3 separate regions of the Homo sapiens genome follow, and regions 1 and 3 are each linked to region 2. Evidence: read pairs that join two places in POLR2A ChIA-PET (ENCODE). Cell type or tissue: HepG2. All regions are shown on one strand. Each heading gives the region's core, and the rest is flanking DNA. Links, peaks and the distances in the headings are about the cores only.

Region 1 (7,992 bases), core at 1,752-5,751, 63 kb after region 2:
AAGCTCAAGCAATTCTTCTGCCTCAGCCTCTGAGTAGCTGGGATTACAGGTGCGTGCCACCATGTCCAGCTAATTTTTGAGTTTTTAGTAGAGATGGTGTTTCACCATGTTGGCCAGGCTGGTCTCAAACTCCTGACCTCAAGTGATCTGCCTGCCTTGGCCTCCCAAAGTGCTGGGATTACAGGCGTGAGCCACCATGCCCGGCCCCCATGGCACTTCTGTGACATTGATGGGGAAAGTGCAGCAGAACTAGGCATGGCAGAATCCCTCTTGCCTCTCTTGAAGGATGGTGATACCTGTCTGGGCCCTGGTAGGGTTTGATCTGCCCTCATGGCACCTCCACCTACTCTGAAAATCCTCAGGCGGAGGCTGGGCACGGTGGTTCTTGCCTAAAATCCCAGTACTTTGGGAGGCTGGGGTGGGAGAATTGCTTGAGTACAGGAGTTTGAGGCCAGCCTGGACAACATGGGGAAACCCTGTCGCTACAAAAAAATACAATACTAGCTGGGTGTGGTGGTGCACGCCTGTAGTTCCAACTACTCAGGAGGCTGATGCGGGAGGACTGCTGTAGCCCAGAAGGTCGAGGGCGCAACGAGCCAAGATCACGCCACTGCACTCCAGCCTAGGTCCACAGAGTGAGGAAAAAAAAAAAAAAACCTGTCCCAGCTGGGATGCGAGTGCCCTCCTGCTGAAGGCAGGAGTCAGGCCGAGGCAGCAACAGGAAGAGCAAGATAGAAGCTGCCTGGCCTCACTGTGGTCTCTGCCACTGAGTGGAAATATTTCCAGTTCGGTGGCTTAGTCCTTGCGACGCAGCCCTTGACCCTGTTGGTGATACCAATTCTCAAGCTGGTCTCAAACTCCTGAGCTAAAGCGATCCCCCAGCCTTGGCCTCTCAAAGTGCTAGGATTACAACCGTGAGCCACTGCTCCCAGTCCTGCCCCTACATATTATATACTGTATTTATACAGCAACATTTAACTAGAAAAAAGAAAATGCTATTAAGAAAATTGTCTGGGGATGGGCGCGGTGGCTCACACCTGTAATCCCAGCACTTTGGGAGGCCGAGGTGGGCGGATCACCTGACATCAGGAGTTCGAGACCAGCCTGGCCAACATGGTGAAATGCTGTCTCTACTAAAGATACAAAAATTAGCTGAGCGAGGTGGCAGGTGCCTGTAATCCCAGCTACTCATGACACTGAGGCAGGAGAATCGCTTGAACTCGGGAGGCGGATGTTGCAGTGAGCTGAGGTCGTGCCATTGCACACCAGCCTGGGCAACAAGAGCAAAACTCCACCTTAAAAAGAAAATCATGGGCAGGCACGGTGGCACACACCGTTCGGGAGGCTGAGGCAGGCAGATCACCTGAGGCCGGGAGTTCGAGACCAGCCTGGCCAACATGGTGAAACCCCGTCTCTACTAAAAAACACAAAAATTAGCAGGGCTTGGTGGTACAGACCTGTAATCTCAGCTACTCAGGAGGCTGAGGCAGGAGAATCACTTGAACCAGGGAGGCGGCGGTTGCAGTGAGCCAAGATTGTGCCACTGCACTCCAGGTCAAAAAAAGAAAGAGAAAGAAAGGAAGCAAGGAAGGAAGGAAGGAAGGAAGGAAGGAAGGAAAAAGAGAGAGAAAGAAAGAGAAAGAATATAAAATCACCTGGGCACAGTGGCCCTTTAGGAGTCCGAGGTGGGTGGATTGCTTGAGCCCAGGAGTTCAAGACCAGCCTGGGCAACATGGTGAAACCCCATCTCTACAAAAAATACAAAAATTAGTGTGGTGGTGCGAGCCTGTAGTCCCAGCTACTCGGGAGGCTGAGGCAGGAGGATCAACCACCTGAGCCTGGGAGGTGGAGGTTGCAGTGAGCCGTGATTGGGCCACTGCACTCCAGCCTGGGTGACAGAGCAAGACCCTGTCTCAAAAAAAAAGAGAAAGAAAATCATGAGGAAGAGAAAATATATTTACTATTCACTAAATGGAATCAGATCATCATAAAGGTCTTCATCCTTGTCTTCACGTTGAGTAGGCTAAGGAGGAGGGGAGGAAGGAAAGGGTTGCTCTGGTTGTCTCCTGGGTAGCAGAGGTGAAAGAAACTCCGCATCCCTGCGGACCTGCACAGTTCAACCCGTGGTGTTCAAGGCTCAGCTATTTTCACCCAGCTTTCGTATCCTCATTATGAACTAAAGATTAAACTCTTTTTAAAAATGGATGTTTAGGCTGGGCACAGTGGCTCATGGTTGTAATGCTAGCACTTTGGGAGGCTGACGTGGGTGAATTGCCTGAGCTCAGGAGTTTCAGACCAGCCTGGGCAACATGGTGAAACCCCATCTCTACTAAAAATACAAAAAATTAGCTGGGTGTGGTGGCACCCGCCTGTAGTCCCAGCTACTCAGGAGGCTGAGGCACGAGGATCTCTTGAACCCGGGAGGCGGAGGTTGCAGTGAACCGAGATCACGCCACTGCACTCCAGCCTGGGCAATGGAGCAAGACTCTGTCTCCAAAAAAAAAAAAGAAAAAAAAAAGATTTTTAATCACATAAATAATGCATAAAATATTACTACTTCTTTAAAAAAATTTTAAACATGATTTTAAACTTTAAAAAAAGACATTTTAAACATTTAAACATGACAGTCCTGTGACTGTCTGTTTTGCTCACTGTCTCATCCCCACATCCATTCCCAGCTCTCCAGAGGTTATCTCTGTTATTTTGTGGCAGCTGCCTCGGGTATTTTTCTACGTATTTGCATGCATATACACTTATCCTTTGAAATAAACAGTGTGGTTTGTGTGCATTTGATTTGTTTTCACACAAATGGATCGGACAGATCACATCATTCTACAACTTGCTTTTTTTACTCAATAACACATCTTGTAATTTACCAATGCCAGCAGGAAAAGAAGGAGGGAAGGACCTCAGATCTGAGAGAAGCTGGGCAGACAAACCTCAGGGGTGAAGGCCCTCATTGGACAAACTACTCGTTGGTCACTGGACACTTGTCTTCAGGACACTCCCCTGTGCTCTCCAGAGGCTTATCTGGTTTATCTCTCTTTTTTTTCCTTTTCTTTCTTTCTTTTTTTTTTTTCATCTTTACCACTTCTTCCAGGATAGTTTATCTTGGCAAACAAACCACAATCCGTTCTCTGCATGAAACATCTACAAGTCCCAGGTTCTAACATATGAAAACAGGTCAGGCACAGTGGCAGATGCCTGTAATCCCAGCACTTTGGGAGGCCAAGGTGGGCAGATCACTTGAGGTCAGGAGTTCGAGACCAGCCTGGCCAACATGGCAAAACCCGTCTATACTAAAAATACAAAATTATCCGGGCACTGTGGCACGCGCCTGTAATCCCAGCATCTCGGGAGGCTGAGCCAGGAGAATCGCTTGAACCTGAGAGGCAAAGGCTGCAGTGAGCTGAGATTGTGCCACTGCACTCCAGCCTGGGTGACAGAGCAAGACTTGGTCTCAAGAAAAAAAAAGGAAAGAAAACATCCTTCTCTTTCACTGAAGCATGAAGTGGACTGTGGCTAGTGGGAGGGGGCATCTCTGTGAGGCATGTTTATGAAAAGGCAGTGCAGGCCTGGGCCTGTCCTCAGCACTGGCCCTTGTCAAGGCCTGTTTCCTTGAGCCTGGAGTCCTTTGGGAGCTGTGAGAACCAAAAGAGAAACGGCACACCTGTACATTTACTCATCCTTTTAATTTAGGCAAGGATTCTTCATTCTTCAAGAGATGACAACAAATTTGGGCTTTTTTTTTTCTTTTTTAAGACAGAGTCTTGCTCTGTCACCCAGGCTGGAGTGCAGTGGCACGATCTCGGCTCACTGCAACCTCCACCTCTCGGATTCAAGCAATTCTTCTGCCTCAGCCTCCCAAGTAGCTGGGATTACAGGCATGCGCCACCACGCCCGGCTAATTTTTGTATTTTTAGTACGGCCGGGGTTTCACCATGTTGGTCAGGCTGGTCTCAGACTCCTGACCTTGTGATCCACCCGCATTTTTTTTTTTTTCGAGACAGAATTTCGCTCTTGTTGTCCAGGCTGGAGTGCAGTGGTGCGATCTCAGCTCACAGCAACCTCTGCCTCCTGGGTTCAAGCAATTCTCCTGCCTCAACCTCCCAAGTAGCTGGGATTACAGGCATGAACCACCATGCCCATCTAATTCTGTTTTTTTTGTTTTTGTTTTTGTTTTTTTTTGAGATGGAGTATCACTCTGTCACCCAGGCTGGAGTGCAGTGGCATGATCTCGGCTCACTGCAGCCTCTGCCTCCCAGGTTCAAGCAATTCTCCTGCCTCAGCTTCCTGAGTAGCTGGGATTACAGGCACATGCCACCACGCCCGACTAATTTTTGTATTTTTAGTAGAGACAGGATTTCACAATGTTGGTCAGGCTGCTCTCAAACTCCTGACCTCAGGTGATCCAGCCACCTCGGCCTCCCAAAGTGCTGGGATTACAGGCGTGAGCCACCGCCCCTTTTGTACTTTTAGTACAGATGGGGTTTTGCCATGTTTGCCAGGCTGGTCTGGAACTCCTGACCTCAGGTGATCCGCCCAACTCAGCCTCCAAAAGTGTTAGGATTACAGGCATGAGCCACCGCACCTGGCCTGCCTGGCCTATTTAGTAGCTTTAAGCCACTCCCAAGTGGCTACATCCCAACTTCCATAGGGATACAATCCACATTGTTTTTCGTTTTATGATTCCCCTCACACTTGTTCCCTCCTTTGACATTGCTTTATTGCCCTCTCCAGTTCTCTTCTCTTCCCAAAAGCCCAAAGCAACAATCAGGGATGGCTAAGGTAGCCGGGCTGGTCGTTTTTTTTTTTTTTTTTTTTTTTGAGACAAGGTCTAGTTGTCGCCCAGTGTATTAGTCTGTTCTCAAGCTACTAATAAAGACATACCCAGGACAGGTGATTTATATATATATGAGGTTTAATGGACTCACAGTTCCAGATGGCTAGGGAGGGCTCACAATCATGGCAGAAGGTGAAGGAGGAGCAAAGTCACGTCTTACATGGTGGCAGGCAAGAGAGTGTGTGCAGGGAAACTGCCCTTTGTAAAACCATCAGATCTCACAAGACTCATTCACTATCACGAGAACAGCCTGGGAAAAACCACCTCCATGATTCAATTACCTCCCACCGGTTCCCTCTCATGACACTTGGGGATTATGGGAGCTACAGTTCAAGATGAGATTTGGGTGGGGACACAGCCAAACCATATCACCCAGACTGGGGTGCAGTGGTGCAGTTATGGTTCACTTCCACCTCAGCCTTCCCTGGCTCAGGTGATCCTTCCACCTCAGCCTTCCAAGTAGCTGGGACTACAGGTGTGCCACCATGCCTGGCTAATTTTTTTTTTTCCCCTTTGTAGAGACAGGGTTTTGCCATGTTGCCCAGGCTGGTCTCAAACTCCTAGGCTCCACTGATCCTCCCACCTTGACCTCCCAAGGTGCTGGGATTATAGGCATGAGCCACCATGCCCAGCCATGGGTGGTCTTTTATGGGTCCTTTTTTAGTTTTTGTTTTTGTTTTGAGACAGAGTTTTGCTCTTGTTGCCCAGGCTGGAATGCAATGGTGCAGTCGTGGCTCACTGCAACCTCCACCTCCCGGGTTCAAGTGATTCTCTTACCTCAGCCTCCTGAGTAGCTGGGACTACAGGCATGCACCACCACACCCAGATAATTTTTTTTTTTTTGCATTTTTAGTAGAGACAGGGTTTCACCATGTTGGCCAGGCTGGTCTCAAACTCCCGACCTCAGGTGATTGCCTGCCTCGGCCTCCCAAATTGCTGGGATTACAGGCGTAAGCCACCGCGCCTGGCTGGGTCCTTTTTTTTCTACTCCTTCCTTGACTAACTCATCCCAGTTCTCTCAGGACTTTCCTGGTTTTAGCACTGTAAAGCTCCACACTCCAGGAATCTCTTCCTTCCTGAATGGCTGCTTACCCTACCTACTCCCCCAAGCCCCACCAATCTAATACATCACATGGAAGAGAAATTTTTTTCTTTTTTTGAGATGGACTTGTGCTTTTGTCACCCAGGTGGAGTGCAATGGCGCAATCTTGCCTCACTGCAACCTCCACCTCCCGGGTTCAAGAGATTCAGAAGAGAAACTTCTGTTGGTCCCTGTGGTAGACAGAATTCTAAGACGGCCCCCGGGTTCCTGTCCCCTCGTGTACACGCCCTGCATAACCCTCTCACCTAGAGTGTAGGTGAGATCTGTAAATATGATCGGATCTTGTTCCTGCGGTTAGGTTACTAATCAGTTGATTTTTTACTCCATCAAAAGAAAGATTCTTCTGGATGGGCCTGACCTAATCAGGTGAGCCTTTAAGAGAAGGTGGAGTGTCAGAGGGAAGCATTCACTCCTGCTGCTCCTGAACACCCTGCTCCCATAAATTCTACAGCTGCAAGAAAGGAGTTCTGCCAAAAAACACATACGCTTGGACCCCAAGCCTCAGATGGAACCTCAGCCCCAGAAACACATTTATTTCAGCCTTGTAAGCCCTCAAGAAGAGAGTCCAGCTACACTCTGGCATGACTTATGACCTACAGAACTGTGAGATAATATACCTGTGTGGTTTTAAGCTGCTAAATTTGTGGTTGTTTGTTACACAACAATAGAAAACTAATATGATATTATTAAGGGCAGCCTTCCATGTAAGAGAAAGCTATGTAACTATGGCTAGTTCCTCAGTGTGCCTGAGCCATTGTGAATAATGCCGACTTCTCTCTCTCTCTCTCTCTCTCTTTCTCTCTCTCTCTGGGTAGGCCAGGCACGGTGGCTCACACCTGTAATCCCAGCACGTGAGAAGGCCAAGGCAGGAGGCTGAGGTGGAAGGATCACTTGAGTCCAGGAGGTCAGGGCTACAGTGAGCCATGATCACACCACTGCACTCCAGCCTGGGTGACAGAGTGAGACCTGTCTTAAAATAAATAAATAAATAAGCCAAGCTCAGTGGCTCATACTTGTAATCCCAGCACTTTGGGAGGCCAAAGTGGACAGATTGTTTGAGGCCAGGAGTTTGAGACCAGCTGGGCCAACATGGAGAAACCCCGTCCAAAAATACAAAAATTAGCTGGGAGGATGTGGAGGTACAAACCTGTATTCCCAGCTTCTTGGGAGGCTGAGGCACAAGAATTGTTTGAACCCAGGAGGCAGAGATTGCAGTGAGCTGAGATCACGCCACTGTACTCCAGCTTGACTAATTCAAGACTCTGTCTCAAAATAATAATAATAATAATTTCTACCAGGAGGCAGAGATTGCAGTGAGCTGAGATCACGCCACTGTACTCCAGCTTGACTAATTCAAGACTCTGTCTCAAAATAATAATAATAATAATTTCTACCAGGATTCTGGATGCGTCACTTGACTTCACTGTGCCTGACTTTCTTTGTTATAAAATGGATCTGATGTTCACCTACTTCGCCTTACAAAGATGATGGAAAGGACAAGAGGATAAGAGAGAGAGAGTAATTCCGCACCTCAAAAGGAAAATGAACAAATTCGAGTCCAATCCTTTCTTTTTGTGTAACTCTGTCATAGACACGGACCGTTTTGTCTGCTGGGTAAACACTGCATCAACACAGTGCATTTGGAGAGAATGGTTCCGTCGTTCCACTCCAACTTCATGGTTGATGGGGCTCCAACCTTGGCCACTCTTGATTGGTTTAGGGATGATACCTGACCTTTCTGAGCCAATCGGAATCTTGCCTTGTGATTCTAGAACTGAGATGGCAAAGTCAGTTTCTTTTCAGTAGCTGAAAATGAAGTCATGTAAACTCCTAAGTTCATCTGAGGCTAAGCAGGGCTGTTTGCTCCAATATTCCATCATCCAGGCTGAGGAACAAAAATAGCAGGTTGGCCACAGGAAAGAAGGATGAGGCCAAAAGAGGTACACAAGGCCGGGCGCCATGGCTCACGCCTGTAATCCTAGCACTTTGGAAGGCCAAGGCGGGTGGATCACTTGGGGTCAGGAGTTCGAGACCAGCATGGCCAACA
Region 2 (7,524 bases), core at 3,525-7,524:
ACCGAGGCACAGGGAGGTTAATCACTTGTCCAGGTGTGGCTGGGATGCGGACTCACAGGGTGGGACACTGGAGAGCAAGGACTCAACCTCTACTCTCCGTGCTTGGCCCTCCCCCGCCTCTGCAAGCCCCAGGACCCCATCCCAGAAGCCTGTCCCCTTTCCCACGGAGGACCTCTGCAGGTGCCCCCAGGGGCCTGGGCCTCCCACAATAGCCGCAGCCCCTGGGCTGACCCAGCCCTTTATCAGGGCAGGAGATCATGCGCCATCTGGCCCTGCAGCTGCCCAGGTGGGCTCACCTTCCAGGCTCCATTTCAGGAAACTCTAGCCTTGCCCTGTCCCTCCCCCCGCCATGGCCTGCCTGCCTGCCTGCCTGCCTGCCCCTTGGTCCCAGCCTCCATCAGCAGAGGCTAGAGAGAGGCCGGGGGCAGACTGGGGTCTGAGCGCTACCCCTCCCTGGCCTTTAGGGCTCTCGGGGAGAGGGGAGGGAGCATGTTTCTCAGGCACCTCCTGCCCCCACCTACACACCAAGGGATGTTCTGGCCATAGAGAAAGCTCCAAGTTTATCATAGGAAGCAGAGTTGTTACAACTTGGGCCAACACAAGTCAAATGGAGGCTCCCCACTTCCGGCCTGTGTGATCCTGGAGAAGTTTCTTAACTTCTCTGAGCCTCCCTTCCTCACCCAGAAAGGGGAGAGGCTAAGAGAGTTTCTCTCAGAGTGCTGTCTATGAGGATTCAGGGAGCTAGCCCAGATCAAAGCCTGAGCGCAGTGCTGCTTATCTATGCAGAAATATTCTATCTGCCCAGGAAAACAGCAGCAGGTGCAGAAAACAGCTCACTGATTCCAAGGGGTGGGCTCTGGCCAGGACTCCAGTTCACAGTAGCCCCTAAGGCTGGTGCTGCTCAGTGCTAGGGGCTCCACATGAAATATTACTGTGACATCCCCACTCAACAGATGGGGAAACAGAGGCACAGAGAGGGGAAGGCTATGCATGGCCATGGTCTGAACCACCACCCAGCTGCCTGCACTGGACACCCATATCACCAAGCCCCAGGCAGCATGTGCCTCTGAGTCCTGTCTGAGGTCTTCTGCCTCCCCCGGAGATTAGAGCCTCCATTGGGCCAGGGATGGGGTCCCTTTACCACTGTGTCCCCAGTTGCTGGCCTGTGGCACTTCCTGAATGCCTATGGCATGAAGCAGTGGGTCACTTCCCTCCTCCTGACCCTTAGGGAAATGACCTAGGTGGTCACCTCCTTACCCACAGGCCCTTTGCAAGGTTAGAGGGCAGGGCTATGAAAGCATGGTCCTCAACTCAGCCACTGGCAAGCGCACATTGTGCCAGTCTCGCGGGAGGCAGTCATGGTCTGCATGGCGGGGTAAACCATGGGGCACCCTTCCTGTGCCCCAGGTCTCCCTGTGTCCTCGCGGTGCAGGAGGCCTCCCTAGTGGTATCCTGTTTTCCTCCCTGTAGGTTTCTGGCACAGCCCTGAGTGTGAATTTGTCCGCCACTGCATCGCCAAGTCCCAGGAGCGAGTGGAAGGGAAAGTGCAGGTGTCCGTCCTCAAGGGCCAGGTGTACATCCTCGGCCGGGAGTCCCCACTGTCTCTCTACAATGAGGAGCTGGTGAGGTAGGTGCCCCACACCTCATTCTGACCCCCACTTGGGCACAGAGCCTATCTTTTGACTGGATCCTCAAGACATCTGTGCCTGAGCACATGTCAGGCACCATGCAGAGCACAGAGTGATGGTCACAGAGGATATAGACACCACTATGCTCCCGTGGAACTTACAGGCTAGCTGGGAGAAAGGCATGGATCAAACCATTACCAGAATGTAGAATTAGACAAGGTGGCAGCGGGCTGTGAGGAATGCAGGATAGTCTGGCTGGGTATAATAACTGGGATTGGCTAGGAGGGGTGGTGCATGCCTGTAATTTCAGCTACTCAGGAGGCCGAGGTGGGAAGATTGCTTGAGCCCAGGAGTTCAAGACCAGCCTAGGCAACATAGAAAGACCTTGTCTCAAAAAAATATATATACACACACACATACATATATATATATATATACACATACATATACACACACACACACACACACACACACACATATATATATAAAATAATTGGGGTTGTGAAGAAGCTCCTTTGCTATTCAAACAATAGCAGAAGGAGTTAACAGGTGAATGGGGGGAGGGGTGGAAGGGCAAAAGTGGCCAGGGGGAAGGAGCTGAAGCTAGATCTTAAAGGGAAGGGCAAGATCAGATCTGTGCATTTAGAGGGTCCTCCTGGCTGCTCTGGAGAACGGATTTGAGTAGGTGGGAGGTGGAAGGGCACCTGTGGAAATGCGGTAGCTTGGACCATGCTGATGATTCCTGGACTAGATAGCAGCAGGCGAATGTGACACATATCTAGGAGGAGGGATTGAAATGACTTGGATGTGGAGGGAGATGGAGGGTCCAGAATCACCCTGGTGTCTGGGGTCGTGAGCAGCTGGGTGCAGTCCCTGGGTTGAGGAAATGCTCTTGAGGAAGGATCATGCATTTGGATTTAGGTGTCATGAGTATGGGTTTCTTTTGAGATAGCTGGGAAAAACTAACTGGAAGGCCGCCGGACACTTGGGTCTAGAGTTGAGGAGAACCCAGGCTGAAGACCCTGGAGCATCATAGGCATTTTGATGTTCTCTGAAGCGCTGGGCCAAGAGAGACTGCCTAGGGGAAAGCGTGGAGTGAGACAAGAAGGGAACTAGCCAGGCAAGATGGTGCACACCTGTAATCCCAACTCTTTGGGAGGCCAAGGCAGGAGGATCGCTTGAGGCCAGGAGTTCAAGACCAGCCTGGGCAACATAGTGAGACCTCATCTCTACTAAAAATAAAAAAATTAGCTAAGCGTGGTGGCATGTGCTCGTGGTCCCAACTACTTGGGAGGCTGAGGTGGGAGCGTCTCTTGAGTCTGTGAGATCAAGGGCGCATTGAGCCATGATCATGCCACTGCACTCCAGCCTGGGCAACACAGCAAAACCCTGTCTCAAAAAATAAATACATAAAGTATTAGCCAGGTGTGGTGGCATGCACCTGTAGTCCCAGCTACTCAGGAGGCTGAGGCAGGAGGATCACTTGAGCCCAGGAGCTGGAGGCTGCAGTGAGCCAGGATTGCACCGCTGCACTCTAACCTTAGTAACAAAGCTAGGCACTGTCTCTTTAAAAAAAAAAAAAAAAAAAAAAAAGGAAACACAACTGGAACCATGAGATTTCTCATTGATGGACCAGGCAGAAGGTGGCCAAGGAGGAGCCCCTGGAGGGGCAGGAGGGCCCTGGTGAGCCAGGGCAAAGGTGGCAGGTAACGATTGGCCACTCCTGTGTCCGCCCCGTGGATGAGAGTGACCTGCACCAAGGGACGAGGTGTCACCTCCAGAGGTCACCTGGCCAAACTAGAGATGGGGCAGGCCCCTGTGGGACAGACAGCCCCCACTAGACGTGGGTCCCCTAAGGCCCAGCTTAGCTCAGGCTAAGGCCAGCCCCTCCCTCCTGGAGGCTGGTTGGGAATTAAAGTACGAGTCTTGTTTGGCAGTCAATATTATTTTTTTCTTTCCCTTCTCCTTGCCATGTTGAGTTTCTCCCCGCTTCAATCTTTCTAAACACTTTATAAGCCATAAATACAACTGAGTCAGTTTAGATCAGTTGGGGTAAATGTCAAATTATCTTCTCTCTTTCTCTCTCTGGCTCTTTCTTCCCTCCCCCTCCAAATCAACAGCCTCTAATAATCTGTCCAACCCTTCATTAAGCCTTACAGTCTCACTCAGGGAGATTAAATGAATAAAGTAAAAAGGGAAAGGGGAAAAAAGAGAGAAAAGCAGGAGCATTTATTCTCACTGTGTCTCCGACCATTTCCCTTTTCTTTTTGATTTCTACATCGCTGACTTGAAAGCCCTTGAGTGACAGCGTCACAGGGACCAGCGAGGAAGCCGTGAGAGGTAGCAGAGCTGGAAATGCCGTGGCTCAGTAGGTAGAAAGTAACGTAATTATAGAGCAGGTCAGAGCCACTCGAATGAGCAAAAATAAAAGCACAGAGGTTTTCTGTAGACCGTCAGGGGAGGTAAAAAAAAAAAAAGAAAAAAATCATTGTAAACTCTTTTTCCACCTCCCCGCTCACTTCAAACCACAATTTTAAAAAGAGGTTTTTTAGTTCCTGAGAAACCCCTCTTGGAACTCCCAGCAGCCTCGTGGGACAAGTTTGTCCCTGGATGTGGGCCCTCTTTGCAGGGGCTGCCAGGGCAGCTGGGAAGTTCCCACCTTGGGGAACGGGATGGGGAGAGTTTGTTGTGACTTGTGAGAGATGGAGGTGAAGGGACAGATGGACACAGAGGTGGGGGGATTCTGTGTCCTACGTTCTCCCTGGGCTGAGTATAGGGGCCAGTGGGGCTGAGGCTCGGTTTCTAAAACAAGGTCTGTTGAAGGGATCTGAGGAGGTTGGTGGTCTAGTTTGGTCTAGCTCTTCCTAAGCACTGACTGCACAGAAAGGGGTGGCCAGCAAAAGTCTGGTATCTCCTCCTCTTCCAGGGAATGCAAGCTCCTAGTGGCTTCAGTGCCTGAGCCCTGGAGGGGCCGTGGAGGTGTGGAGGAGGGAGGAAGGGACATCAAGGAGGTACAGGAGCATGGGAGTGACTCTGCAGAGAGTTCCACGCACCCACCGGCTTCAAGGCCTGGTGAAGGTCAGGGCCCGGGTCCTGAACAAATCACTGGGGCCAGGCAGATGCAGAGACCTCATTTGTTCTTGTAAAAAGTCCACTGTCTACAAAGAACCAGTCAGAGGGCCAGCCTCAGGGTCTCAAAGCAGCAGATCCTCCTGCCTCCCAACACCGACCCCCGCTACCCCTACCTCGAGAACCTTGAGTCAGCTTTGTCCCAAGGCTGGAATTCTGCAGACAAGGGTCTGATTCAGAGCAGGACATGACAAGGGACCCCATCCTCTCAGAGGCTCAGAGGCTGGCCTTGTGGAGTAGGAGGCATCTGAGTCCACGTGCCCTAAGTGCTTAGCACAACCATAATTAATGAAGGCAATGGGTGATTGATTGCTTCGGTCTGGCCCCTCCCTGTGGACACCACTCTTGCTCTTCCTTCCTTGGCACCTGGCCCAGCATCTGGCAGGCAGCAAGGGCTTAATAAATGCCTGAACAAATGAATGAGTGAATGAATACTGTTAGTACTAGTGGGTGCTCACCATGTGCCAGGCACCAGCTACATTATTTCATGTGGGGCCAAATGTGACACTGAGAGCTAACCACCATCACGCATTTCACAAGTGCAAGGCTGAGGCTCCGAGTGCAGGAATACTGGCCTGGGCTCTCTGGTGGCGGGTGGCGGAAACAGGACGCAAACCCCAGTCAGCTGGCTGGAGTGACTGCCATGGTTAGGAAGGTTGGGAGGAGCAGCTAAGGGTGGAGAGCCCCAAAGCAGAAGGCTGGTGAGTCTGAGAGGTGGAAACTGTAGAGAGGTAAAATCTGCTCTGCTGAGTACAGCAGCAGTCAACCCAGCATTTTCCATGACACACTGGCAGTGGGTGCCCAGGTTTCAGGATGGATTAGGTAAGGTCTAACTGGTTGGACACATGAGGGGAAAGGTGACTTGGTGGGCCCATCTCGCTGTGAATGCTGGAGGCCTCCCTGCAGCTTGCGAAATGCCCTTGTGCTATTGCAATTCACACCCCAAGGCCTCCTGAGCCTTCAGGTCACTGCATGCCATCCACACAGTCCCAAGGGCACAGCTGGCTTGGACGAGTTACCCATTTACAGACAGAGTGCTCTGGTTGGTGGAATTCATAGGGCTAGTTCTGGGGTGGCTGCTCCTAGCCTCCTGCCACATTGTGTAGCAGGGAAGAGGCTGCTGTGTGCTCCACTAGGGCTCTCCAACCTTTGGGTGGGTGCCTGGCCCAGAACAGGGTTCCCTGAGTTGTACAGAAATTCAATGGAAAGCCGACGTGCAGGGAGGGTTTGGACCCACACAGGGGAAATGCCCTGGCATCTGGGAGGTGGGGCTGCTTCTGGCCCCAGCAGTCCTCCCTTCAAGCAGAGGCCAGGGCCAGGCTGAGCTGACAAGCTTCTACTCTCCTTGCAGCATGAACGTGCAGGGTGATTATGAGCCAACTGATGCCACCGGGTTCATCAACATCAATTCCCTCAGGTGAGAAGCTCAGGGCCCTGACGGGCCTTCAGAGCCTCCAGGTGTAAAGGGTAGGCTTTGAGAGCCCCCAGGTGTAAAGGGTAGGCTTTGATGCGACCTTGACTGCTGCCCTGCCCTGCCCTGCCCTGCCCTAGACAAACCCCACTTTCCTGTCCATCTGCCCATAGCATCCTCAGAAGCATGCTTTGATAGCCGACAGTAACAGAGGGTCCTAGGCATTGGGGTCCTAGGTTCCTGTGTCCCACCGGGTGCCTCTGATACTTGCCCTCCCCTCCCGCTAAGCCACAGGGACTCCACTATGAGCTCCTTTGCAGGGCAGGTTAAACAAGGAAATAGCATAGAGGTGGAGAGAAGCCTTTGTTTTCTGTCACCATACCTGAGCTGTAGGTCTAGCTGGAAGCCATCCTAGCCACGTGGATCTCCATGGCCCAGGAGGGTGGTGCACGTCATCTGAAGTCACTCAGACCTTTGATCCTCTGTGAGTCACCAGTAAGAGTGTCAGCTGTACCTGCCTCACAGATGCAGTGAAGGTTCAATATGAGCCTGTGGAAATCAAGCATGCGGCTCAGGCTTAGACCCTGGCATGCAGGAAGAGCCAGGGGCAGTGCCAGCAGCAAGCACACTCAGCCCAGGGCCGGTGTGCTCAAGGGCAAACAGGGTCGTTTGTCACCAGCAGCTAACATAGACTAAGCTGCTCTGGGACACTCTCCTAGGATGTCTCATTTAATTCTTACACAAAATTTGCAACTCCCCGGGAACAGGCTGAGTGGTTAAGTAACTTTCCAAGGGTCACACAGCTAGGAGGTGGTGGAGCTGAGTCCGGAGGGCCTGTCCTGCTGTGGGTTCTCCATCACCAGCTCCCTTCTCATGGGGATTGGAGTCTAGAAGAAGATGCAAGTCAGTCTCCTCTTGCTAACAACATGCCCTGGGCACAGAGCCATCATTTTCTCCCAGAGCCAGTCTCTTGTCCCTGGAGGCACCTCATGCCCCGAGAGATGTTGAAGCCCGCCCATCTGCCCAGGGTCCTCTCCCTTCCCCTCCGTCACCTCCACCTCCCCTGCCTCCTGCGCCCTCTGTTTGTATTTTATGACTCTATAAACCCTTTTAAATGGCCCAGAACAAACAGGGCTTACATAGTGGCCTCTTCATTTCTCCTATTGCCAGTTAAACGCTTTGTCTTCAACAATGACAAACAATGTTTTCCCCCTAAGATAAATTAATTACATTATCCTGATTGGAGGGCAGGAGGGGCCAGGGCGGGAGAGGGAATAGAAAAAAAGGCAACTTCACACACATCTTAACAAACAGCTGCCCCAGCCACCCCAGCTCTGCCTGAATTAATTGAACCCA
Region 3 (7,992 bases), core at 1,752-5,751, 48 kb after region 2:
CTCTGCATGTCCCCAGCATCGAGGCCCAGGACCTCATGCTCAGACACCATTCCTCCCAGTCCTAGTGCTCCCAGAGACCATTCTGGAGCCTGTGGCAGGTTGCTAGGCTGGGACCCCTCATCTGGCAGAGCGGGCAAGAGTGAGAGCTGCAGCCTCCAGCCCTGGCTCCCCAGAGTGCCAATTCTGAAAATGACAAACGGAGAGCCAATAAGAAGGTTGGAAAATGGGTACCTCCGTGCCTCCCTGTGTCTATTGTAGGGTTTGGAAATAGCTGAGATGAGACGAGAGCTGCTAGGAGGGGTGCCCGCTGGGCAGAGGAGAGGCCCAAAGCTGCTGCTGCTGCTGCTGCTGCTGCAGGAAGTAAGAGGAGAGACTGGAGGGGAGCGGAGGGGAGGAAAGGAACAGCAGAAGACAGAAAGGACAAATGTCAAAACGGACGCACAAAAAAGACCAGTTGTGGTGTGTGGCCTAGGATTGTGGGAGGGGTGTGTGTGTGTGTGTGTGTGTGTGTGTGTGTGTGTGTGTGTGTGTGATGCGGGCTTTGAGGAGCAATTCAAAAGCCCCTGGCCCCTGAGCCCATCTGAACACCCCCCTTCTCTCTTCACCCCACCAACCACCAAAAAAAAAGAGAGAGAGAGAGCGAGAGAGAAAGAAGGAAAACAAAATATCTACAGTTGTCGAGACAAGAGGAGAAAAATAGAGGCAAACATCCGTAATTTTCTCTGTGGGGCTTTGCGGTAATTGAGCCATTTGGATAAAAATAAAGGCAGCAGGCCCCTTAGGTAAGAAGAGCTTTTGCAATCTAAGAAGCTTGAATTATGCGTCTTGTGTCACTTGAAATCCCCCATTCTCCCCCTTCCTTGGGTGACCCAAACCACTTTCCCTTTTCTTATTATTTTTTTAAGTACCCTGTCAAAATGTCGACTGTAGAGTAGAGAATTTCAGCTGTCACAACTAATTTCAATTTTTCCACGTGCTTTCCCCCTTGGGGAGGGGGCCTGGCAGAGCCCCCTTTCCCTCCCTCTTGCATCTGCTCACTCTTTTTATTTCTCATTATTGTTATTATTTTAAAACCAGATTTACATCATCAGTGTGTTTGGGGAGTGTTTAAGGACTGTGGTTTGCTCCTGAGGAAGGCTGGGCCTGGCGCTGTTGGTTTCTGGCTCCCACCCCGCCTGCACCCCCTCCTGCACGCTCCCACCTCCACCCGCCTGAGCCCCTGGGACTCCCACCTCTCTCTTCCTGGTCCCAAGCTGCCAGCCGCCATCGACCACCCACTGGGGAAAATCCAGACTTCAAAAGAGTCTTGAGGTTCTAGGAGAGCCGTGGGAACCATGCTCATTTCCCTACCAAAGGGAAGTTCCGGGGCAGGCGAGATCCAGAGGAGCTTTTCCATCTTTTAAAAAATTGTGTAATTTGTTTGTGTAGAGACAAGGTCTCACTCTATTGCCCAGGCGGGTCCTGAACTCCTGGACTCAAATAATCCTCCCGCCTCGGCCTCCCAAAGTGCTGGGATTACAGGCGTGAGCCACCGCGCCCAGCCTCAGCTATTCTACCTTTTGCCTCATCTTTCTTGCCTCCTCAGTGCATTCATTCCATGGGCTTCAGTCCAGGGCCATCTCCTATGAGCTGGCCCTGCCAAGCTGCTGGGCACACCGAGGTGAGTAAGACACAATCCTTGCCCCTGAGGAGATGACAACCTAGTGGGCTCTAGGAGACAAAAAGGCAGGCGGACGGTGCAGAGTATCTGATGATGTGCTGGTCAGCACTGTGCAAGGACAGGGGGGCACAGGGGAGGGACGGGCCCTTCTAGCCCAGCTACTGAGAGGTCTTCTATGGTTTTTATTGTTTTTTGTTTTTTGGAGACGGAGTTTCACTCTTGTTGCCCAGGCTGGAGTGCAATGGCGCGATCTCAGCTCACTGCAACATCCGCCTCCTGAGTTCAAGCGATTAACTTTCCTCAGCCTCCAGAGTAGCTGGGATTGCAGGCACCCGCCACCATGCCCAGCTGATTTTTGTATTTTTTGTAGAGAAGGGGTTTCACCATGTTGGCCAGGCTGGTCTCGAACTCCTGACCTCAGGTGATCCACCCACCTTGGTCTCCCAAAGTGCTGGGATTACAAGCGTGAGCCACCACACCCAGCCTCTGCCATAATTTGAATGGGTCTCCTCCAAGATTCAGGTGTTGCCAATGTGGCAGTATCAGGAAGTGGGGCCATTAAGAGGTGACGAGGCCACGAGGGCTCCTCCCTTGTGAAGGGAGGTGCCCTTCTGTAAAGGGGCTTGACAGAGGAGGATCACGCCCTTTTGCCCTCCTGCCTTCTACCGTGTGAGGATGCAGCAAGAAGGCCCTCACCAAGCCAGGCGTGGTAGCTCACACCTATAGTTCCAGCACTTTGGGAGGCCGAGGCAGGAGGATCACTTGAGCCCAGGAGGTGGAGGCCGCAGTGAGCTGTGACTGCACCGTGGCACTCCAGCCTGGGTAACAGAGAGAGACCTTATCTCAAAAAAAGAAAAAAAATCTTAAAAATTAGCTGAGCATAAAGGCAGCCAACTAAATGCTTGTAGTCCCAGCTACTCAGCAGGCTGAGGCAGGAAGAACGCTTGCGCCCAGGAGTTTGAGATCAGCCGGTCCACATTCTACACAGGTCTCTCGTGTAGAGACTCTATCTCTACACAAAACAAATATTAAAAAAAAAAAAAAAAGAAGGCCTTCACCAGATGCCAGCACCAGAACTTGGACTTCTCAGCCTCCAGAACTATGGAAAGTACATTTCTATGTTTTATAAATTACCCAGTCTGAGGTATTTTGTTAGAGCTGCAGAAGCAGATGAAGATAAAGTCTTCGCCGAGGAGTGGTGCCCCAGCTTTTCACAAGCAAATGGATGCTGTCTCTACTTAAAAAATACAAAAATTAGCCGGGCATGGTAGCACACACCTGTAATCCCAGCTACTTGGGAGGCTGAGGCTGGAGAATCGCTTGAACCCAGGCAGCAGAGGTTGCAGTGAGCCAAGATCGCGCCACTGCCCTCCAGCCTGTGCAACAGAGTGAGATCCTGTCTCCAATAAAAAGGGGGGGTGGGTGGATTTGGACACAGACACACACACGGAGGCAGAAAACTGTGTGGAGATGAAGGCAGAGATCAGGATGATGCCTTCACAAGTCAAGGAATGCCAAAGATGGCCAGCAAACCACCAGAAGCTTGGGGCTTGGGGAGAGGCAGGGAACAGACTCTCCCTCACTGCCCTCAGAAGAAACCAACTCCGCCAACACCTTGATCTCAGATCCTGTAGATCTCAGAACTGCGAGACAAGAAAGCTCTGCTGTTTAAGCCCCCAGCAGGTGTACTTTATGACAGCAGCCCTAGCAAACGAACACACGTGGAGACACCAAACAGCATGTCTGAGAATTGCTGTAATTGAGCAAGGCGGGTGCATGGAGTTTGAAAGTGGCAGCAGTTGGGGTGGAGTATGTAGAATCGGGGACATTACCTGCAGGGCGGTGGAGAGTGGGGGAGGACATCCATAGAGGGATTTCTTTTTTTCTTTTCTTTTTTTTTGAGACAGAGTCTGGCTCTGTTGCCTAGCCAGGCTGGAGTGCTGTGGCGCAATCGGCTCACTGCAACCTCCACCTCCCAGGTTCAAACGATTCTCCTGCCTCAGCCTCCCGAGTAGCTGGGATTACAGGCACCTGCCACCACACCCGGGTAATTTATTGTATTTTTAGTAGAGACAGGGTTTTGCCATGTTGGCCAGGCTGGTCTCAAACTCCTGACCTCATGATCGGTCCCCCTCAGCCTCTCAAAGTGCTGGGATTACAGGCATGAGCCATCGCGCCCGGCCCATGCAGGGATTTCAAGCAGGAAAGAGATGGGATGAGATGCGCTTTGTAAAAGGCACACCCTGGTTACAGAGAAAGCAGCAGAAGGGCTGAGACACCTTTCTCCTCCCATTCCTGGCTCCCCTTCCCACTCTCTCTCCCACTCCTTCTAGCACTCTCTGGGGATGGGCCTGGCTTTACTCACCTGTGGGTTTTGGGGCCCAGGACAGGGCCTGCTCCTCATGGACCTCCTTGACCAGTTTGTTGAGTGACAAAACGGGCCCATCAGCACCTGGTTTCTCAGCTCTTTCTCCTTGGTTAACGGCCCTCATGGAGCACGCTGGTGTTCAGAAAACGGGATCAAGGACTGGAGGAGGAGCTGCGGGCAGGTGGCAGGAGCCAGAGGTACCAGCCCCTCCCCGCTGAGAAGCCACTGGATTTTTTTTTTGTTTGCTTGTTTTATTTGGTTTGTTTGATTTGAGACAGAGTCTCACTCTGTCACCCAGGCTAGAGTGCAGTGGCGCAATCTTGGCTCACTGAAACCTCTGCCTCCCGGGTTCCAGCAATTCTCCTGCCTCAGGCTCCTGAGTAGCTGGGATTACAGGCGTGCACCACCAAACCCAGCTAATTTTTGTATTTTTAGTAGAGGCGGTGTTTCACCATATTGGCCAGGTTGGTCTCGAACTCCTGACCTCAGGCCTGCTTCAGCCTCCCAAAGTGCTGGGATTACAGGTGTGAGCCACCACGCTCGGCCAGCAAGTGCTGTTTAAATGAGGAGGTGAGCGACAACACGTCCACACTGGGACAGAGGCAGAAGGAGAAGCAGTCACCTTGGGGCTGGCATCACCAAACGAGGGCTCCCATGGACAAGGTAGAGAACTGGGCCCCTGCTTCTCAGTGTACCTCCTCCTTGGTCCAAGTGGGTTCCCAGTGAGATCAGCTTGGCTGTCTCCTATTGTAGCAGGATGAGCCGTGGACAAAATCCCTCAGACACCGGGTTAAAGAAGGAAGTGGCTTTACTATGTTGCCCTGCTTTCTTCCCCTGCCCCTGCCGTCCCTGGGAGAGAGAAGGGACAGGCTTAGAAAAGGCCAGGACTCTTCTCTAGGAGTGGAGGAGTCTGACCAGTGAGTGACATTACCTGGGAGGAGTCAGGCTGGGTCACTCCTGTGTCCCCAGTGTCTGCCATAAAACCACACTGCGAATGGTCCAATTGCCATCTGCCAGGCCCTGCCCCCAGGGCTCTGTATGGATTCTCACAGCAGCACTGTGTGATAGGTACTTTATTGTCCGCATTTTACAGAAGGGAAAACTGTGGCACAGAGCGGTCACCTGACCTGCCCAAAATCCCACTGCTGGTAAGAGGCAGAGTTGAGGACACAACCCAGGAAGTTTGGATCTGACCTCCTCACTCTGAAAACATACATGCTGCCCCCATGAGGGCCCCAATGGGCATTCAATACCTATTTATCCAATTCAGCACTCACTTCCAGAGAGGCAGCGTAGCCCAGTGGTTAAGGGCATGCTCTCCGGAGTCAGAGAGCCTGAAGCTGAACTCCAGAACTACCCCCTCCCAGCTGGGCCACTGAACTTCTCCAAGCCTCAGTTTCCTCACCTGCAAAATCGAAATATTAAGTTGGTGCAAAAGTAATTCTGGGTTTTGTCATTACTTGTAATACTAATGGTTGGCCAGGTGCAGTGGCTCATGCCTGTAATCCCAGCACTTTGGGAGGCCGAGGTGGGCAGATCAGTTGAGCTCAGGAGTTCAAGACCAGCTTGAGCAACATGGCGAAGCACCGTCTGTACAAAAAATACAAAAATTAGCTGGTCATGATGGCACGCATCTGTAGTCCCAGCTACTCAGGAGGCTGAGGCAGGAGAATCAATTGTTTGGGCCTGGGAAGAGGAGGTTGCAGTGAACCAAGATCGTGCCATCACACTCCAGCCAGGTCAACAGGAGTGAAGCCCTGTCTCAAAGAAAAAAGAAAGAAAGAAAGAAATACTAATGGTTCCTACCAGCGGCGAGTCCTGGCTGCTTTTCATCAAAAGGTCTCCTTTTCCTCCCAGGTACACAACTAGACTGCATTTCCCAGGATCCCTTGCAAGCAGGTAGGGCCATGTGACTGAGTTCTGGCCAATGAAAGATAAGGAGGAAGTGATGTCACCACTTCTGGTCCTGGCTCCTAAAACATCCTGCACCATCCTTCATGCTCTGGACCCTGGGTCCGTGCATGACTTCATGGAGCAGATCCCATACCCAACACTTCTCCTCATACTGGACTGTGATGTGAGCAGGAAACAAGCTCTTACTGTGGGATTACTTGTGTTAAACCAAGTTAGCCTAAAGCTGCCTCCTTACATATTTTAAGTTCAGCCTAAAGGTTTCTCTGTACATCATAAAGTATAACCTAAATGGAATTATAAACAGACAGTAGCCTACACTCGTACCAATCACCAAGTTTTGGCCAATCAAATGTGGCCCACTGTTCAAACCGTGTTCAAATAAGGCAAACACCAAGCTATAACCAATCTGGCATTTTCTTGGCCTCCAAAAGTGCTGGGATTACAGGCATGAGCCACCATGCCTGGCCTATCTCTATAAATTTTATAACTCCAAAGACCTCACGTTAGTGAGGTCATAGTATTTGTCATTTTATGTGTGACATGTCATTTAGTATAATGTCTTTAAGGTTCATGTGTCAGAATTTCCTTCCTTTTTAAGGCCGAAAATCATATTCCTTTGTATGGATGGACCACATATCATTCATCCGTTCATCCATCAGTGAACACTGGGTTGCTTCCACCTTTTTGCTATGTGAGTCATACTGCTATGGACATAGGTATACACCTACAGAAGATGGATTTTGATGCCATGACTGAGATACGGGAAAAAAAAAAAACAAAACTTTTTTTTTTTTTGAGATGGAGTCTTGCTCTGCCACCCAGGCTGGAGTGCAGTGGTGCGATCTCGGCTCATTGCAACCTCTGCCTCCTGAGTTCAAGCGTTTCTCCTGCCTCAGCCTCCCTAGTAGCTGGGATTACAGGTGCCTACCACCATGCCCAGCTAATTTTTGTATTTTTAGTAGATACGGGGTTTCACCATGTTGGCCAGGGTAGTCTTGGACATTCTCCTGACCTTAGCTGATCTGCCTGCCTCGGCCTCCCAAAGTGCTGGGATTACAGGCATGAGCCACCATGCCTGGCCAAAAAAAAAAAAAAAAATGTTTTTAAGAAGCTGACATTTTTGAAAATTTGAGACAGAGTCTCACTCTGTCACCCAAGCTGGAGTGCAATGATCATGGCGGCTCACTGCAGCCTTGACCTCCTGGGCTCAAGCAATCCTCCTGCTTCAGCCTCCTGGGTAGCTGGGAATACAAGTGTGTTCCACCACGCCCAACTAATTTTTTGTGTTTTATGTAGAGATGAAGTTTTGCTGTGTTGCCCAGGCTGGTCTCAAACTCCTGGGCTCAAGTGATCCTCCTACCTCAGCCCCCCAAAGTGCTGGGATGTGAGCCACTGTGCCTGGCCAGAAGCTGATATTTGAAGTCAATGTCATAAAAAGGGGGCAAACCAGGAACTCCCCTGACTGGTTTCTTGCTGGGAAGAAGCCTGGGGGAGCCATTGGTTGGCAAAGACTTTACTATCTCTTGCACAGATGAGGAAATGAGGCACAAAGAGGAAGGACGAGCAACGTGCTGAAAGTCAAACTGCCCAGAAGTGGAGGAGGGAGGATTTGAACCCAGGGCCTCTCTGTGAGGCTGTGCCATCCAGCCACCCGGCCACTGTGTTCATCCCTTCTTATTTTTATTTTTATTTTTATTTTTTTGAGGTGGAGTTTTACTCTGTCGCCCAGGCTGGAGTGCAGTGGTGCAATCTTGGCTCACTGCAAACTCTGCCTCCCGGGTTCAAGCCATTCTCCTGCCTCAGCCTCCTGAGTAGCTGGGATTACAGGTGTGTGCCACCATGCCCGGCTAATTTTTGTATTTTTAGTAGAGATGGGGGTCTCATCATGTTGGCCAGGCTGGTCTCAAACTCCTGACCTCAGGTGATCTGCCCACCTCAGCCTCCCAAAGTGCTGGGATTATGGCGTGAGCCACCGCGCCCGGCCTTGTTCATCCCTTCTTTCAGGCAGATGGCACAGGTTTCTGGCTCACGCTGGTGCCAGCTCAGCGAC

The links. ChIA-PET counts read pairs that join two places held together with the same protein. Peaks named below come from ENCODE experiments on the same cell type or tissue, not always from the same donor. Only the 100,000 strongest peaks of a DNase experiment are listed, where the experiment ranks them.
Region 1: POLR2A ChIA-PET joins it to region 2 with 9 read pairs; 9 of 35 experiments call an interaction of 5 or more read pairs at or near these places.
Region 3: POLR2A ChIA-PET joins it to region 2 with 7 read pairs; 6 of 35 experiments call an interaction of 5 or more read pairs at or near these places.

The regions. Positions count from the first base shown.
Region 1 is chr9:130,557,693-130,565,684 of GRCh38, forward strand. No RefSeq gene overlaps it. Among named protein-coding and RNA genes, the nearest start is that of FUBP3, 18 kb to the right of the region's middle. In HepG2, for the core only: no CTCF peak of the experiment used is centred there; no DNase peak of the experiment used is centred there.
Region 2 is chr9:130,493,397-130,500,920 of GRCh38, forward strand. It overlaps ASS1 (argininosuccinate synthase 1), which reads left to right. Exons shown (of 15, transcript NM_054012.4): 13 at 1,471-1,627; 14 at 6,109-6,174. Among named protein-coding and RNA genes, the nearest start is that of ASS1, 52 kb to the left of the region's middle. RefSeq lists an enhancer at 4,384-4,885. In HepG2, for the core only: no CTCF peak of the experiment used is centred there; DNase peaks (open chromatin) are centred at 5,745 and 6,645; H3K4me3 peaks cover 674 bases.
Region 3 is chr9:130,543,314-130,551,305 of GRCh38, forward strand. No RefSeq gene overlaps it. Among named protein-coding and RNA genes, the nearest start is that of FUBP3, 32 kb to the right of the region's middle. RefSeq lists an enhancer at 1,471-1,971. In HepG2, for the core only: a CTCF peak has its summit at 5,188; a DNase peak (open chromatin) is centred at 4,228; H3K4me3 peaks cover 531 bases.